Linked DNA regions of Homo sapiens: region 2 is linked to region 1. A link is a contact called in ENCODE Hi-C or POLR2A ChIA-PET data. All regions are on one chromosome and are shown on one strand. Each heading gives the region's core, a stretch centred on a gene start or an enhancer-like site at or near the end of the contact. The rest is flanking DNA. Distances are from core to core; before and after follow the strand shown. Region 1 holds the start of SHMT1 (serine hydroxymethyltransferase 1). Region 2 holds the start of PRPSAP2 (phosphoribosyl pyrophosphate synthetase associated protein 2).

Region 1 (3,443 bases), core at 417-2,916:
TCAGTCATTACAACATTGGATATTTCTGTAGAGGCACTGTTGCTCATGTGTGGCATGATCCTCAACGTCAGGGAAAAAGACCTAGTAAGTGAAGTCACCTGCAAGGTCACCAGCCTCCCCATGCCTCCAAATCTTACCTGGGCCTCTGTCACATAAGAGGATCCAGCCAAGGATCTGCTCAGGGAACTAACTTGTTGCACATCTTCTATCTCACACACATTTTGTGTTCTCTTCTTTACAGAAGAGGAAATTGAGGCCCAGGGAGCTAACTTGTCTAAAGCCATATAAGAGCCAGAATCTGAACAATGGTTTCTCTTCAGTTCCAAGGCCTTGTCCCAGGACATTGCACTAAATAAAAACACAATTACCCACTTCCGTTCCAAGTTCCCCCAAGTAATAAATTTACGTTATTTCTTTTCTTTTTTTTCTTTTCTTTCTCTCTCTTTCTTTCTTTTGAGATAGAGTCTCACTCTGTCACTCAGGCTGGAGTGCAGTGGCGTGATCTCCGCTCACTGCAACCTCCACCTCCCGGGTTCAAGCGATTCTCCTGCCTCAGCCTTCCGAGTAGCTGGGATTATAGGTGTGTGCCACCATGGGCAGCCAGGTTTTTTTGTATTTTTAGTACAGACGGGGTTTCACCATGTTGGCCAGGCTGGTCTCCAACTACTAACCTCAAGTGATCCGCCCACCTCGGCCTCCCAAAATGCTGGGATTACAGGCATGAGCCACCGCGCCCGGCCTACAATGTTATTTCTGCAAGAACCTAAACTGGTGTTTCCAGTCTATTCTCTGGGTAACTGCCCGATTGAAGGCCCGCATCTGTGCTGACCTCAGCTGGACCAAGGGTCACTTAACTCCCGGAATCTCGAAGCCAAGGCACCGGGCCAAGAACTTCACAGTGCAACATTTGTCTCCTAGAACAGGGGGTGGCAGATTGCGGGCAACAGGAAGAGCTCATTCCCCACAGGGATCTGGTGGCACGGGCCAAAAGTGGAGCGACCCTGCGCGCAGCCTTTAGGGGCGCAGGCTTTGAGAACCCGGGTTCTATTCCGGGCTCTGCCATTTAAGTTGCCTCCTTTCTCAGGGCCCCACCACCTTCCTCACCTGTAAAATGGGGGAAACAGTAGCACTTGACTTGCAGCTTTGTTGTGAAGGAGCTAGGATTGTTTAAATCGAAAATGCTCAACGAGAAAAGTGTTCAGTGGAGAGCTACTACTCACATCCCCGATAAGCCTTCGCATTCTTGCCAAAGGCCACGGGCCGCCACCCCATCATACCGAATGTGCCTGGAACTGGGGCGCTGCGGCTGGCCGCCGCCCGATCCCCAGCCCAGGCGCGACCCAAGCGCTCCCCTCCCGTCATTGCGGCTGCAGAGGGTGGGGTACGGCGGGGGACAGCGAGGACGCCGAAGCACCCCCCGGGCTCTGGGACGCCGCGGCCCTCGGACCCGAAGCCGCCCACCTACCGGAACACGGCCCGCGCACGTACCTAGCGACGCCTCCGTCCTACGCCGCCGCCGGTGCCACCAGTCCCAGACCCGCTGACCCAACGCCCCGCGCACCGCCGCGGGCCAGCCACGTGACCAGCCGCTCCAACCCCAAACCCCGAACTTGGCGCTGGACCGCTCGAGCTCAGGAAGGTGCACTCTGCGCGCCAGGCTTGGGCTTGGCCCCGCCCCCGGAGGCGCCCAATCAGAGAGCGCAGCCAAGCATGGGCCGCCACCAAACGCACCCGCGCTATTGGCTGCGGCGCAGCGGCGGGCAGGGCCTGTTTCTCCGGGGCGGGCCGGAGGCCGCGTAGTGCAGCTGCGCACCTGGGGCAGGGACCTGCAGAACTGACCCGCTTTGGCTGCAGGGCTGGTGTGTGGACCAAGATTTCCAGGAAGACTACACAGGGCCTTCCTCACTTAAGCCTGTCGCTTGGGCCGTGGGATTATGAGTGAATTTTGTTCATGGTACTACTTTTAGTTTGCAGGGTGGTCATTTAAAGTAGGACAAATGTGCGTCCAAACTGCAACATTATTACTCTGTAGGTGTATAATCCAAGAGCAGACACTTTATTATTATTATTTTTGTTATTTTTTATTTTTATTTTTTTGAGACAGGGTCTCACTCTGTCCCCCAGGTTGAAGTAGAGATGGGGGTCTAACTATGTTGCCTCCCAGGAGGCGGAGGTTGCAGTGAGTCGAGATCGCGCCACTGCACTCCAGCCTGGGGGACGGAGCGAGACAACGTCTCAAGAAGAATAAAATAAGATAAATAAAATACTGACACACAATAAGGACTCAATGAACATTACCTATTGTTAAGAATGATAAAAACCGGGGCCACATGTCAGGACCACCTGAGGCTGCGTCATAAATTTTTTTATTTGTCAAATGATAACAATAATTATTATAAGAATGATAAAAACCGGGCGCAGTGGCTCACCCCTGTAATTCCAGCACTTTGGGAGGCCGAGGCAGATGGCTTGAGCCTAGGAGTTCAAGACCAGCCTGGGCAAAATGGTGAAACCTTGTCTCTACAAATAATTTTAAAATTAGCTGGGTGTGGTGGCAGTCGCCTGTAGTCCCAGCTACTTGGGGGGCTGAATGGGAGGATCACTTGAGCCTGGGAGGCAGAGGTTGCAGTAAGCAATGATCTTGCCTCTGTACTCCAGCCTGGGCAACAGAGTGAGACCCTCATCATCTCGAAAAACAAACAAACAAAAAATACAAAAAAAACTTTTTTTTTTTTTTGAGACAGAGTCTTGCTCTGTCGCCCAGGCTGGAGTGCAGTGGCGCGATCTCGGCTCACTGCAAGCTCCACCTCCCGGGTTCACGTCATTCTCCTGCTTCAGCCTCCTGAGTAGCTGGGACTACAGGCCTCCGCCACCACGCCTGGCTAATTTTTTTTTATTTTTGAGACGGAGTCTCCCTCTCTTGCCCAGGCTGGAGTGCTGTGGCGCGATCTAGGCCCACTGCGAGCTCTGCCTCCTGGGTTCATGCCATTCTCCTGCCTCAGCCTCCCGAGTAGCTGGGACTACAGGAGCCCACCACCACGCCTGGCTAATTTTTTGTATTTTCAGTAGAGACAGGGTTTCACCATGTTAGCCAGGATGGTCTTGATCTCCTGACCTTGTGATCCACCTGCCTCAGCCTGCCAAAGTGCTAGGATTACAGGCGTGAGCCACCACACCCGGCTAATTTTTGTATGTTTAGTAGAGATAGGGTTTCACCATATTGGCTAGGCTGGTCTTGAACTCCTGATCTCAAGTGATCCATCCTCCTCGGCCTCCCAAAGTGCTGGGATAACAGGCAAGAGCCACTGCGCCTGGCCAACATAGTGAGTGTTTTTGTTTTTTGTTTTTGTTTTATTTATTTATTTATTTGAGATGGAGTCTCGCTCTGTCACCCAGGCTGGAGTGCAGTGATGCGATCTTGGCTCCCTGCAACCTCTGCCTCT
Region 2 (3,953 bases), core at 1,236-3,735, 490 kb after region 1:
AGTGTACAGGGGCTGAGGTGGTGATATTTGTCAAATAACCACCCAAACACTTAATTAGAAATCGTGATAAGCCCAATGAAAGAAAAATACATGAAACAGTTTTATTTGGGAAGGGAGTGGTTTAGGGAAGACTCGAAAGTGACAATGGAGCTATCAAGTTCAAGAAGGAGTTAGTAGGGGAGGAGGCTGCAGGAAGAAGTGCACGCCTGGAGGCAGGAACAGCATGTGTCCCGGTAGTTCAGGGTGGCGGGCCCAGGCGGGTGAGAAAGGGCAATGGAGAAGGAAGGAGAGGAGACCGTGCAGACACTGCAAGTGCCAGAAACCCGATCCACACTGGCTTCAGAGGGTGGAGGGGAGGTTCTTCTTGGCTTCCATAATAGAAATGTCCAGGGACCTACCGACTTCAGATTCAGCGCAAACTCATCTGGGCCCGGTCTGTATCCCTCCCTCTCTTTTCTCTCAGCACTTTCCTCAGGCGGTTCCCCTCCTGGCATCCCAGCAGCTGCAGCATCAGCAGGAGAGAGTAAGCCTCTCCAGTCCCGGCGCAGGGATGGAGACGGTGTTTCGTGGGCTCCGATTGGCTCAGTAGCCTATCTTTGGAGCGAATCAGCGAGCGGAGAGGGATGAACTTCTCTGACTGGCCAGATCCAGTCACATGCCAACATGTGACGCGTGGAATCTACGCCAGCCACAGCAGAGAGGTGGGGGTTGTGACCGGAGTTAGATGCCAGCGCAGAAGGGACGTGAGCCCAGCCGAGGTACCGCTGAAGAGGAATCAATTTTGGTATGCAGATAATCACTGGGCTCATGGGTCTTGCTCTTTACAAAGAGGTATGTCCCTGTAAAGTTGTCAGGCAAAGGAAATGTTTCAAACGACTCCATTTCACGAAGTCTCACCTAATTTACAATTCGTTAGTTGAGATGCTTGTATTCTTCGTTTCTAAAATAAGACGTTGAACCATAAAGACTCTAGCTAGCTCTGCAACCTCTGATGAATATTTCATGCCTCATTATTGTGAAAAATCCAAAGCAGAATTGGAGAGAAGATGTGGTATAGGGATTAGGTAAGTGAAGACTGGTGCAAAGCCTCCTGGGTCGAAATTCTGTCCACTGCTTTGTCATTGGAAAAGTTATTTAACGTCGTCGTCTCAGTTCCCACAACTATTAAAATGGAGAGGATAACAACACCTACCTTATGCTCTTGTGAGGATTAAATAAGTTACCGTTAATATATGTAAAGCACTTAAAAGAGGACCATGTGTTTGCTATTATTATGTTATACATACAATAAAGAGTAAACATTACCTAAGTTATAAAGAACTTAGGCAATGGATACCAAAAGTACTAATTCCTTTATAATAAAAGAAAAAAAGGCGACAAGGCAAATAACGATAATAACTGATAATGGCTGGGCGCGATGGCTCACGCCTGTAACCCCAGGACTTTAGGAGGCGGAGGCGGGCGGATCACTTGAGGTCAGGAGTTTGAGAACAGCCTGGCCAACATGGTGAAACCCTGTCTCTACTAAAAATACAAAAAATTAGTCGGGCGTGGTGGCGCACACCTGTAATCCCAGCTACTCGGGAGGCTGAGACAGGAGAATCGCTTGAACCCGGGAGACGAAGTTTGCAGTGAGCTGAGATCGCGCCGATGCACTCTAGCCTGGACAACAGAGCGAAACTCCGTCTCAAAACAAAAAACTAACAAACGAACAAAAAACTGATCATTTATTATACACCCAGAACTGTGCTTTTAGCACAGTTTTGTTTTGTTTTGTTTTGTTTTTGAGATGGACTCTTGCTCTGTCACCCAGGCTGGAGAGCAGTGGCGCGATCTCGGCTCACTGCAACCTCTGCCTCCCGGGTTCAAGCGATTCTCCTGCCTCAGCCTCCTGAGTAGCTGGGATTACAGGCGCGCACCACCACGCCTGGCTAATTTTTTTTTTTTGTATTTTTAGTAGAGATGGGGGTTTCACCATGTTGGTCAGGCTGGTCTCGAACTCCTGACCTCGTGATCCGCCCGCCTCAGCCTCGCAAAGTGCTGGAATTACAGGCGTGAACCACCGCGTCTGGCCGTATTGTCTCATTTAATCCTCACAACAGTCTTATGGAATGGGTGCTGCTATCTTTGTTTTTCAGATGAGGAAACAAGCTCAGAGGGTTGAAATGACTTGTCCAAGGTTACAGGCCAGTGGAGGCTTGAACCCAGGTATTTGTAATTCCAAATGTCATACTCTGTCCACATTCATTCCTTGTAACCTGCCTGGGCTGTCACAGTTGGTGTGGGGCTAGCAGCTCCCCAGGGACCAAAACAGGCGCATCCCCGCCCACCGCCCCGCCCATCGTGCCAGCCCGACTCCACCCCTGTGGCTACACCCACTGCCCCGCGCCTTACCCACTGGTGGGCCACGCCCACAGCCCCCAGCTAGGTGCCTCCGCTGTCCGGGCTCTAGTCCCGCCCTCGCCCCTCCCCGCCCACCGGCCTCGCAGTCACCGCGGACGCCAATCTTGTGCATGGAGTCGCCATTTTGCTCCTAGAGAGGCCGCCAGGAGACCCGGCGCTTTCTTCCTTCTGCAGCTGAGGCTGCGGCGGGGCCGGGGCTGGGGTCGGGGCCAGGTAGGCGGGCGGGAGCCAGTGGCGAGCGGCAGCGAGGGCTGGCTGGCTCCGGCATTGCGGGGCGCAGGTGCAAGGGGCGGGGAGCCCGCGGCGCCGGCAGGCGGACGGGTCGGGGTCCCTGGGTGGTGGCTGCTTGGGGGCTCACTGGGGCGATCTCGCGCCCGCGGCCCTTCCATTTTTCCCTCCCTTCTTCCTCTCCCGCCAGGGGTCGGCGGGGGCGGGGGACGGGCGTCCGGTGCCTGGGCTCTCTCCTCTCCCTGAGGCGCCGCTGGGGAGTCGAACCCTGATGATGGGACCTGTGGTGAGCAGCCCTGAAAGCAAGCCCAGACCCAGCCATTCTCCGTCCCTAAGCTGACACGGAGCCCCTGATTTTAATTTACCTGGCTTTGCTAGTTACGAATATATCTCTCACCTCCTAAAGGATGATTTTATCCAACTCAGAACTCACCCCAGCAGAGATTGAGGGGGAACCGTGATGAAATTTTTAAGTATTCTGCTTGATGATAATAATTTTTCTCTTATGTTAATGTTGGCTCCGTTTGGGTGTTTAGCTTTTGAAAGGAGTATGAAAATGCGGAATGGGGCTTTGGGGCTTGAGGTGTGATCTCTAGTGTTTAAAAAATTTAATTGCACAAATAGAAATAATTCACCCACATTATTGAACCCCACTAAAGCATATCCTTTTTGTCCATATTCCTTTCCTGCTGCCCTCGTGTGTACCATTATTACTCAGTTGTGATTTGAGCTCGTTCCACTTAAAGTCATTCATAGATACTTTTGCGTCGTGTTGAATATTTATTGAATTTCTATTCTGTGTTTTACTTAATTACTTTATTATGGAACCTTTACACAGGTCTGGTGTACTTGTTCTTTGAAAAGTCTTATGTTGACCACCATCACTGAGCATATAGCTTTTTCCTTATTTCCTTGGGATAATTACCCGAAGTGGAAATACCGAATCAAACTTCTGTTTTCTTTCTTTGGCACTATTATATAAATTGTTTTCCAAACAAGGCATGTTTACAATAGACATTTTTCAAAATCTGGGTATTTGTCCTATTTTGCTCTCTGTATGCAGAATTCAGCGGGGTGCCAAGTCGTTTTCTGTGTGGGTTGAGAGACAGGCTGTGCAGCCCACTGTTGCATAGGACTAACTACTACAAATCATGCTGAGACCGAGCTATTTTTGCTGCTTAGAGGCTTTGCAGCCTTGAGTAAGTTTCTTCATCTGGAAACCTAGCTTCCCTGTCTAAAATGGGTCTCATTCTAGTGCTTGCTTCACTGGGTTGTCATAAGCATTGTGAACACTCAGATGTTAGGCATGAGTTAACATTGTG

Evidence for each region. Hi-C counts contacts between places; a loop is a spot of excess contacts on that map. ChIA-PET counts read pairs that join two places held with the same protein, here RNA polymerase II (POLR2A). Pooled maps may share reads with other maps.
Region 2: a pooled map shows a loop between it and region 1 (6-fold over the local background). The contact joins the promoter of PRPSAP2 here to the promoter of SHMT1 in region 1. A Hi-C loop is called at or near these places in 2 of 37 single-sample maps with no recorded cell type and 9 of 50 pooled maps. POLR2A ChIA-PET finds 5 or more read pairs at or near these places in 1 of 52 experiments (activated CD4-positive, alpha-beta T cell).

Annotation. Positions count from the first base shown.
Region 1 is chr17:18,361,884-18,365,326 of GRCh38, forward strand. SHMT1 (serine hydroxymethyltransferase 1) reads right to left here and starts at 1,667. Exons shown (of 12, transcript NM_004169.5): 1 at 1,489-1,667. RefSeq lists a silencer at 1,292-1,761.
Region 2 is chr17:18,855,646-18,859,598 of GRCh38, forward strand. It overlaps PRPSAP2 (phosphoribosyl pyrophosphate synthetase associated protein 2), which reads left to right and starts at 2,486. Exons shown (of 12, transcript NM_002767.4): 1 at 2,486-2,616. RefSeq lists enhancers at 337-837, 356-405, 426-485, 2,265-2,837 and a silencer at 2,584-2,943.